Linked DNA regions of Homo sapiens: region 2 is linked to region 1. Evidence: chromatin contacts called from ENCODE Hi-C or POLR2A ChIA-PET data. All regions are on one chromosome and are shown on one strand. Each heading gives the region's core, a stretch centred on a gene start or an enhancer-like site at or near the end of the contact. The rest is flanking DNA. Distances are from core to core; before and after follow the strand shown. Region 1 holds the start of MTHFD2L (methylenetetrahydrofolate dehydrogenase (NADP+ dependent) 2 like). Region 2 overlaps RASSF6 (Ras association domain family member 6).

The links. A loop is a pair of places that touch in the nucleus more often than their neighbours do. ChIA-PET counts read pairs that join two places held with the same protein, here RNA polymerase II (POLR2A). Pooled maps may share reads with other maps.
Region 2: a loop to region 1 is called in a map with no recorded cell type, with 2.7 times the contacts of the local background. The contact joins the enhancer-like site here to the promoter of MTHFD2L in region 1. A Hi-C loop is called at or near these places in 2 of 168 maps with a recorded cell type or tissue (OCI-LY7 and prostate gland), 5 of 37 single-sample maps with no recorded cell type and 1 of 50 pooled maps. POLR2A ChIA-PET finds 5 or more read pairs at or near these places in 1 of 52 experiments (PC-9).

What each region holds. Positions count from the first base shown.
Region 1 is chr4:74,155,918-74,159,813 of GRCh38, reverse strand. MTHFD2L (methylenetetrahydrofolate dehydrogenase (NADP+ dependent) 2 like) reads right to left here and starts at 1,696. Exons shown (of 8, transcript NM_001144978.3): 1 at 1,533-1,696. The coding sequence starts at 1,675. RefSeq lists enhancers at 1,042-1,798, 1,799-2,557.
Region 2 is chr4:73,572,186-73,576,086 of GRCh38, reverse strand. It overlaps RASSF6 (Ras association domain family member 6), which reads left to right. Exons shown (of 11, transcript NM_177532.5): 11 at 1-3,901. Among named protein-coding and RNA genes, the nearest start is that of RASSF6, 46 kb to the left of the region's middle. Within about 2 kb of position 2,171, at least 2 of the 41 ENCODE cell types and tissues checked have a DNase peak (open chromatin) inside an H3K27ac peak, as active enhancers do; they include OCI-LY7, where a contact is called at or near this core.

The DNA.
Region 1 (3,896 bases), core at 447-2,946:
AACTGAAAGCAGCCGGGCTGAAATTAGTAACTCTTACAGTGCATAGGGATAATAGCTTTCCAAAACCTTTGCACTCAACTATTTTAAATTATAAAGAGGTCATTATGTGTAACTTAAAAGTTTTGAATTCTACATGAGTTGGTGTGTGTGTACAAAGCAAGGGGCTACAACCAAATTTTGGGGTTGTAACTGTTGTTTGTAATGACTTCCATTCAATGTATGCAGGTCATGGAGAAGATGGGGAGATGGAGTTGTTTACAGCAAGCTGACAGGGAAATTAATCAAGTTGTACTATTTGAAACAAGTTATCCTCACCCTGAAAAGCACCCCTAAAACAACTGAAATTCAAAAAATAATGATACAAACAAGTAATTTAGAGTGACGGCAAATAATTTCCTCAATTCTTTAAAACAAATAGAATTCTACAGAATCTGCTTTTCCTAGGTAGTAGATCTAGCTGGTAGTTCCAAACTAAGTGGAACATTCTTACCCAACCTACTACAGCTTACACAACTCTGATTCACTGTTATTTTCTCACATATCCTTGTGGAAGACCTAGTCACAAGAAATTATGTCCAAAGCAAATCCTATAGGAAGTAATTTTTAAATTCAGACACTCGAGACTAAGATCTAAATGTACACAATAGGGAGTTAACTGATTTAAATTAAATAAACAGTATCTAAGTTTCCACGTTACCAGTCATTGCTTTTCTAGGGATTGTGCTGGGCACTGGCGGATACAAAAACTCGAGTGAGACACAATTTTGGACGTAAAATGGCAATGAAAGCGCATTTCTGGAAGCCCTGAAAGTCTGAAAACAGAGGCTCTTCTGGACTCACAAGCTCTGGGTCAAGAAGATATATTTTCATCTTGTTAAGACGGATTTTGCAACTAAGACTGGTAAAGCATAAGATAGAAGAGTGCGTACCCTGTTGTATTTGCATGGTTCTTGCCAGCAACCAAGACATGTAATGAATCTAAGTCTCATCACCTGACAGAGGTTTAGGGAGGGAGAGCCATACATGAAAAGACTGAGAAATCTGGATTGATATTTGGTTTTGTGAAACCATAAATAATTTTAGAGTTGGAAAAGACTTAGACAACACTATTAACAAAGGAATTCAGAAACGCAAACATTAGTAAGTCATCTGCACAACGCCTACTCCTTTATTTACGAAACACTAAAATAACCAAAGTAAAAACAAATGTTTGACCAAGCCGACCACGTGTTTTTATACTACCTTTTCTTAGTGCCTCAAATGTCTTCCTAAATCAAGTGCACCTGCTGCAAAGATGGAACATTCTGGTGCGAGAGCCCAGAGCAGAGCACGTTTTCGTTCCCCAAGCTGAGGCAACTGCGACTCGCCCGCGCGACCGGCAAGGCCACCTCACAGACAAGGCTGTCCTCGACCCAGCCCGCCGCCGCGCGGCCGCCCACGAGCCTTGGGCCCCACGCGCGCGAGCGCCGCCCGCGCCCCCGCCGACCTCCCACCGCCAGCGGCTCCGCACCCGGCGCCCGCAGCCCTCGTACCTCACACCGCTGCTCCGAAAGCCCCGGAACGCACTCCCGGGCTCTCCCGGTGCCCTTACGGAGGGTGCTGTGCTTCTGCCCAACGCCGGCGCTCGGCCAAGGCGGCCGCGGAGCAGCGAGAAGCCGCGGACCGGCACCGTCATGGCCGCGGATCCCCGGCTTCCGGACTGGGGCTCCACCTCCCGCGACTCCAGTCCTCGCGGCTGGAGGCCTGGCTCCGCCCTCACCCGGGCTGGCAGGGCAGCAAGTAGCGCTTCCCAGCCAGGTTCCGGCAGACACGCAGAGTGGGGTAAAGAGCGGTTCCCAGGACCGGGGACGGAACTGACAGAGTGCCGGGTCCGCAGGGGGCGGGGCCAGGACCCAAGTCCCGGGCCCTCTGAGGATGTGGAAGCGTGCAGTGTGGCCTGGCGACTGGGCCCCGCACCCAGCCAACATATAGCTGGCATTCCCATAGCGACGGCACAGAGAAGGCCTCCAAACTATCACTTTAGGCAGCACGCCCCACTTTCCACCAAGCCAGAGATCCTGCCCAACAGTCTCCGTGACTACGTGGAATTGGATTTAAAGCAGGAAAGAAGTAATAGGTTCATTGTTTCCCACTTCCTTTGTGAGATTCCTTGGAAGTTGGAGAAAAGAACAAAGGTGTGTGGAGAAGGAGCAAAACCTGGCTGAACAAGGAAGGTCTGGACTTTAGGATTTCTATACTTCTACTTTATCATCTCCACTTTTGGAAGGAAATATTGACCAATATCTGTCTTTTCCTGAGTTATGATCAAGTCGATGCAGGCTAAGAACCCTGCATTGTGTGGTGAGCTTGTGTGGTGAGGAAGCAAAATATCTGCTCCCTCTGAAAAAGTAAAACATTAGACTGTCCATTCATTTTGCAAATTAAGACAGACACACAAAAAACAGTCACAGATAAAACCAGCTGGGAAGTTAACAGGAAACAACTTTTCTCCCAAGGTCAGGCTGCTGCTGTTGAGTCAGAACAACGTCTTTCATAGCTGCACTTTTACTGAGAAAACTTGTTTTTTAAAATCATAGACTGTCAGAAAATATGCTCTTTAAAATCATATCAATAAGAATGGGATACCCTACTCTTTCCTGGCTGATCTAAATCCATTTGACACAAATAAGCAGCCTAGAAGAAAATACAGGAAAAAATCTAGGTGACCTTGGGTTTGGCAATGAGACTTTAGATAAAACACTTAAATCACAATTCATAAAAGAAAAAAACAATTTAAACTTCTGCCATGCAAAAGACACTGTTAATAAAGAAACAAATCACATACTGGGAGAAAATATTCGCAAAACATTTTTACAAGACTTACACCCAAAATATACGAAGAACTCTTGAAACTCAACAATTAAAGAAAAAAGAAAAGCAACTCAGTTAAAAGTGAGCAAAAGATCTGAAAACACCCACCAAAAAAGGCATACAGAGGTCAAAAAAAATGGAAAAATATTCAATATCATTTATCATTAAGGAAATACAAATTAAAACAACAGTGAGATACCACTACACTCCCATTAGAACCGCTGAAGTCCAAAAAATTGATAATACGAAATGCTGGCAAGGATGTGTGGCAACAGGAACTCTCATTCATTGTTGGTGAATAAAAAAATGATTCAGTCACTTTGGAAGACAGTTTGGCAGATTCTTACAAAGCTAAATATCATTTAACCATGCAATCCAGCAACCATGTTCCTATGTATTTACCCAACTGATTTTAAAATATGTCTGCAATAAACCACCATATGAATGTTTATAGCATCTTTATTCATATTCTCCAGAAACCAAGATGTTCTTAAATAAGCGGTGAAATATTCATACAATGGGATATTATTCATCAGTGAAAAGGAGCAAGCTACCAAGCCATAAAAAGACGTAGATGAATCTTAAATACATACTGATAAGTGAAGGAAGGTAGTCTGAAAAGGCTACATACTGCATGATTTTTATTATATGGCATTCTATAAAAGGCAAAATTATAGAGTCAGTTAAAAGATCAGTGGTTGCCAAAGGTTAAGAAGATAGGGTGGAGGTTTGAATAGTGTGTAGCACAGAGGGTTTTTAGGACAGTGAAACTATTTTGTATGATACTGTAATGTTAGACACGTGACACTATGCATTTGTCAAAACCTACAGAACTTTACAACAGGAAGAGGGAAACAAAGTATACCATATTAAAAAATATTATTCACATTGGAAAATTATGTTTTCTGCAGTGTTATCAGAATCAAGACTCTGTTTATTCTCCACAAGACTTGCATAGAAAAATAAGATATTAAATTTTGTTTGTATGTTCTAAATACATACAAACATTTTACACATTTTATCTAGATGTGTAAAAGTGTTTTTTT
Region 2 (3,901 bases), core at 922-3,421, 580 kb after region 1:
TGAAGTGATGAGGTTAATTAGGGTTCACAGTTGGACAAAATGAGTTTGAGTTTAGTTTCAGTAACTGAAATAAGCTTGAATACTGCATATGCCAAATAGCTTTTATAGTAAACCATGTAATGAACTCAAATTTAAATGGTGTCTTCAGATAAGCAGTTTAAACTTCATTTAGCTTGGACTCTCAAGAGAACTGAAACATAATCAATGGATTCAGAAATGACTCAGAAAAAAGAAGCTGCCAGTTCTTGGAATGAAAAAGAAATACAGTCTTACACCATCAAGGAATCTACCTGATAGTGACAGTAGCTTCTTGAAAACTCTGGCATTTTCATAAAATCTAGGACTATCTTAAATGGCCTGTTGACTTCTGACTATCTGTAACATCAGAGCTGTCTGGCCTTTGGAAAGGAAAAATTATGGACTCTGTTAAGAAATCCTAATTGAAATTTTCTGAACCTCCCCCCAGCCCTTTTATTCTCTCTCTTCTGCTGATGAAAGACCTTTCATCAGTTCAAAGCTTTTCTTAAGCTCTTTTTTAAGTTAATTGAACTTTTTCTTTATTTATTTTTCAAAAAAATGTTTATATCACATAGACATATTACATCGGCTAAAGTAAGACTTGGCCCACAAATACCTATTTGTTGCTGAATGAATACAATGGATAAAGCAAGGCTGTTGTAGCTGAAGTTACATAGGGAATCCCAAACTCTGCCCTCTTAGCATCTTATTCTACATGACAACTCTCAAGGTACTCACAGATCTGTTTAACCCACTTGAAAAAAAAACACTAAAAATGAAGAAATGCTATAAGTATAAACTATGATTTTATTTATAAATTCTGTATTAAAATGGAATTATATGCAACATTCTTTCATTCTGTAAACTAATTCCATTTGCATTCCTCATAAGCATTGTAGTAAATTGATCATATTACATGTACTAAGGAATGAGATTATATGCAGTAAACCCAACTGGAAGATTAACAATATTAAAATATGAAACATTTTTAAGACAAAGGCATTACTTCTCAGTATTACCAAACCTAAACTGGTTGAAGGTGAAAGTGTGCTATGGCCTTTTCAAGCCTAAGAAGTCTCTCTTACTGAGTAAACCAGAGGCTTGCATCGCTATTCTTTCACCTGTCAATATTAATAAGAAAATAGTCTCATCTCACTTAAATGAGGCAAATGTAATAGTTAAAATTCAACATACTTATAAAAAACTAGTGTCATGTACCTGCCATGAACATGACAAAAGGTTAGTCTTCAATAGACTGAAATGTATAAGAGAAGAACCAAGTCTTACATAGAAAAAAAAGGTAGATATGAAAAGAAAAATCACAGAAGAGAGAATGCAAATGGCCACTAAGTATATGAAAAAAGTCGTATCTTAACAGTGAACAACTGTGTTAGTCTGTATCAATCAGAAGACAGAAACAAGGTAGTAATTTAAACAGGGAAAGTTTAATATAAATAATAATTAAGCTATGATAGGAGAATAATAATAAAGATGAAAAGAGAAGGTACCCTAAGGCTGAGGGAAAGAATCCTAACAAGGAAAGGCAGGAATGAGGGTTTCAGAATTCACTGGAGAAGGTGTGGTTGCAGCCCACTGGAGAGAAGTTTGCTGGCTTGCCCAGGCCAGAGCAGGACCACAGATACTGGACAAGCTGGTACAGCCAACCCCCTAGGTGTGGACCAGCTGAGGCAGGTGGGCAGATATGCAGAGGGACTTGGGGCTTTGCCAAAGGGTAAGCACAAAGAAGGAGTCACGGGTTCTGTTCGAGGCACTGTTGGGATTAGGAGCCGGAGGGACCTACTTTGCAGGAACCTAGCATAACTTTGTGTGACGAGACTGCACAAGACAAAGCTCAGGCAAGTGGCTCAGTAGTTGGCCAGCCCAGCAGGGTCCTCTGTATGAGTGTGCACCCAGCTGAAGAGAAGAAATGGAGAGCAGCAATTGGAGCTTCAGGACCGGCTTGCACTGTGGCTCCAGGTTATACCACCACTGCCCAAAGCAAAAGCTAGAGAAGCAAGTGGAGAAATGCTGGAGAAAGCTGCACCCTACAGGCAACCAGCACTGCAGAAACCACTCCAGGCAAAGTAGTGAAGGAAAAAAGCCTGCTCTCCAGTAGCCTGGCCTGTCAGCCTGGAGGAATCAGGAAAGACCCCTTCCTCTTGCAGTGTGTCTCCAGCGCCCTCTACTGACAAAGTATGCCATCATGCAAGCTGCAAAGGAAACATTTCAAGAGTCTATATCTATTTTCACGGAGCGGGCAACCAACAGTGAATGTGGAGCTGAGAGACAGTAAAATAATAACTGACATGCCACCGAAGTACAAAGTAAAATAAATAAATAAATACACATTTTGGCCTATTAGCAAAGATTAAGAAATGATAACATTAAATACTCAATAAATCACCATGAGATGGGGACTCAAACTTCTGGTAAAAATACAAATAGATATAATTTTTCTTGAAGGCAATTTAGTAGTCTGTTTATCCTATAATTCTACTTGTAAGATCCTATCATATGAAAATAACCAGAGATACAAAGACATTCTGCAAAGATATGTTTTATATTGTTATTTATTGTGACAAAAGGAAATAAAAAGCCTAAATGTTCAGAAAATTATTTTAAAAGATGAAAGAGGGAAATAGGCCATGGACGGTGGCTCACGCCTGTAATCCCAGCACTTTAGGAGGCCAAGGTAGGTGGATCACTTGAGGTTGGGATTTCGAGACCAGCCTGGCCAACATGGTGAAACCCTGCCTCTACTAAAAATACAAAAAATGAGCCGGGTGCAATGGCAGGCACCTATAATGCCAGCTACTCGGGAGGCTGAGGCAGGAGAATCGCTTGAACCCGGGAGGCGGAGGTTGCATGAGCCGAGATGGCGCCACTGCTCTCCAGCCTGGACGACAGAGCAAGACTCCGTCTCTAAAAAAAAAAAAAGAGGGAAATAAACATTTATTTGTATATTGTTATGTAGCCATTAAAATTCTGTTTCCAAGTAATTTTAATTACAGGGGTAAATTCTTATATATCTAAATAAGAATATACACATACACATGTTCCAAAATATTTATTATGTACTTAAGGCATATATATTATATATGTATGTGTGTGTATATATATATGTATTTGTGTGTGTGAACACTAATATTTGCATATATATACACACAAGAAATAAAAACATGTTAAAAATGGCTATATCTGCATTGTAGAATTATGAGTGATTCATGTTTTTCTAACTTCCCTATCTGTATTAAGTGTTCTATAGTTTATATTTGTTACTTTTTACATCAGGAAATAGTAAAGTTATTATTTAAAACTTATGAACAAAAAAGTAACAAGCACATGCAAGCACAGAGTTCTACCAAATGCAAAAAATTTCAAATCAATTATTCAAATGAGACATTAACATCACTTCTGTGGTAGTTTTATATCCATAAAGTCTGATTCTTCTCCTTTGAAGAGATGAAGCTTAATCTTCCTCATCCTGAAAATGGGCTGGACTTAGTGACTTACGTCTTTTTATTTTATTTTTAATTGACAAATAATAATTGTATGTATTTATGGGGTACAATATTATATTATTATATATGTATACATTATGGAATTATTAAATCAAGCTAATTAACATATCCATAACCTCTTATAATTTCTTTGTGGTGAGAACATTTAAAAATGTACTCTTTTAGCAATTAGGGACTTACTTTTAATACAGGAAAATGGAAGAGACTGTGAGACTTTGAAGTAGGTCATAAAAGTCACTGTGGCTTCCTCCTTGCTCTCTCTTGGACCACTTGCTCTGGGGGAAGTCAACTGCCATGTCCTGAGCAGCCCTGGAAAGACCTACATGATGAAGAACTGAGACCTTCTATCAAATGCCAGCAGG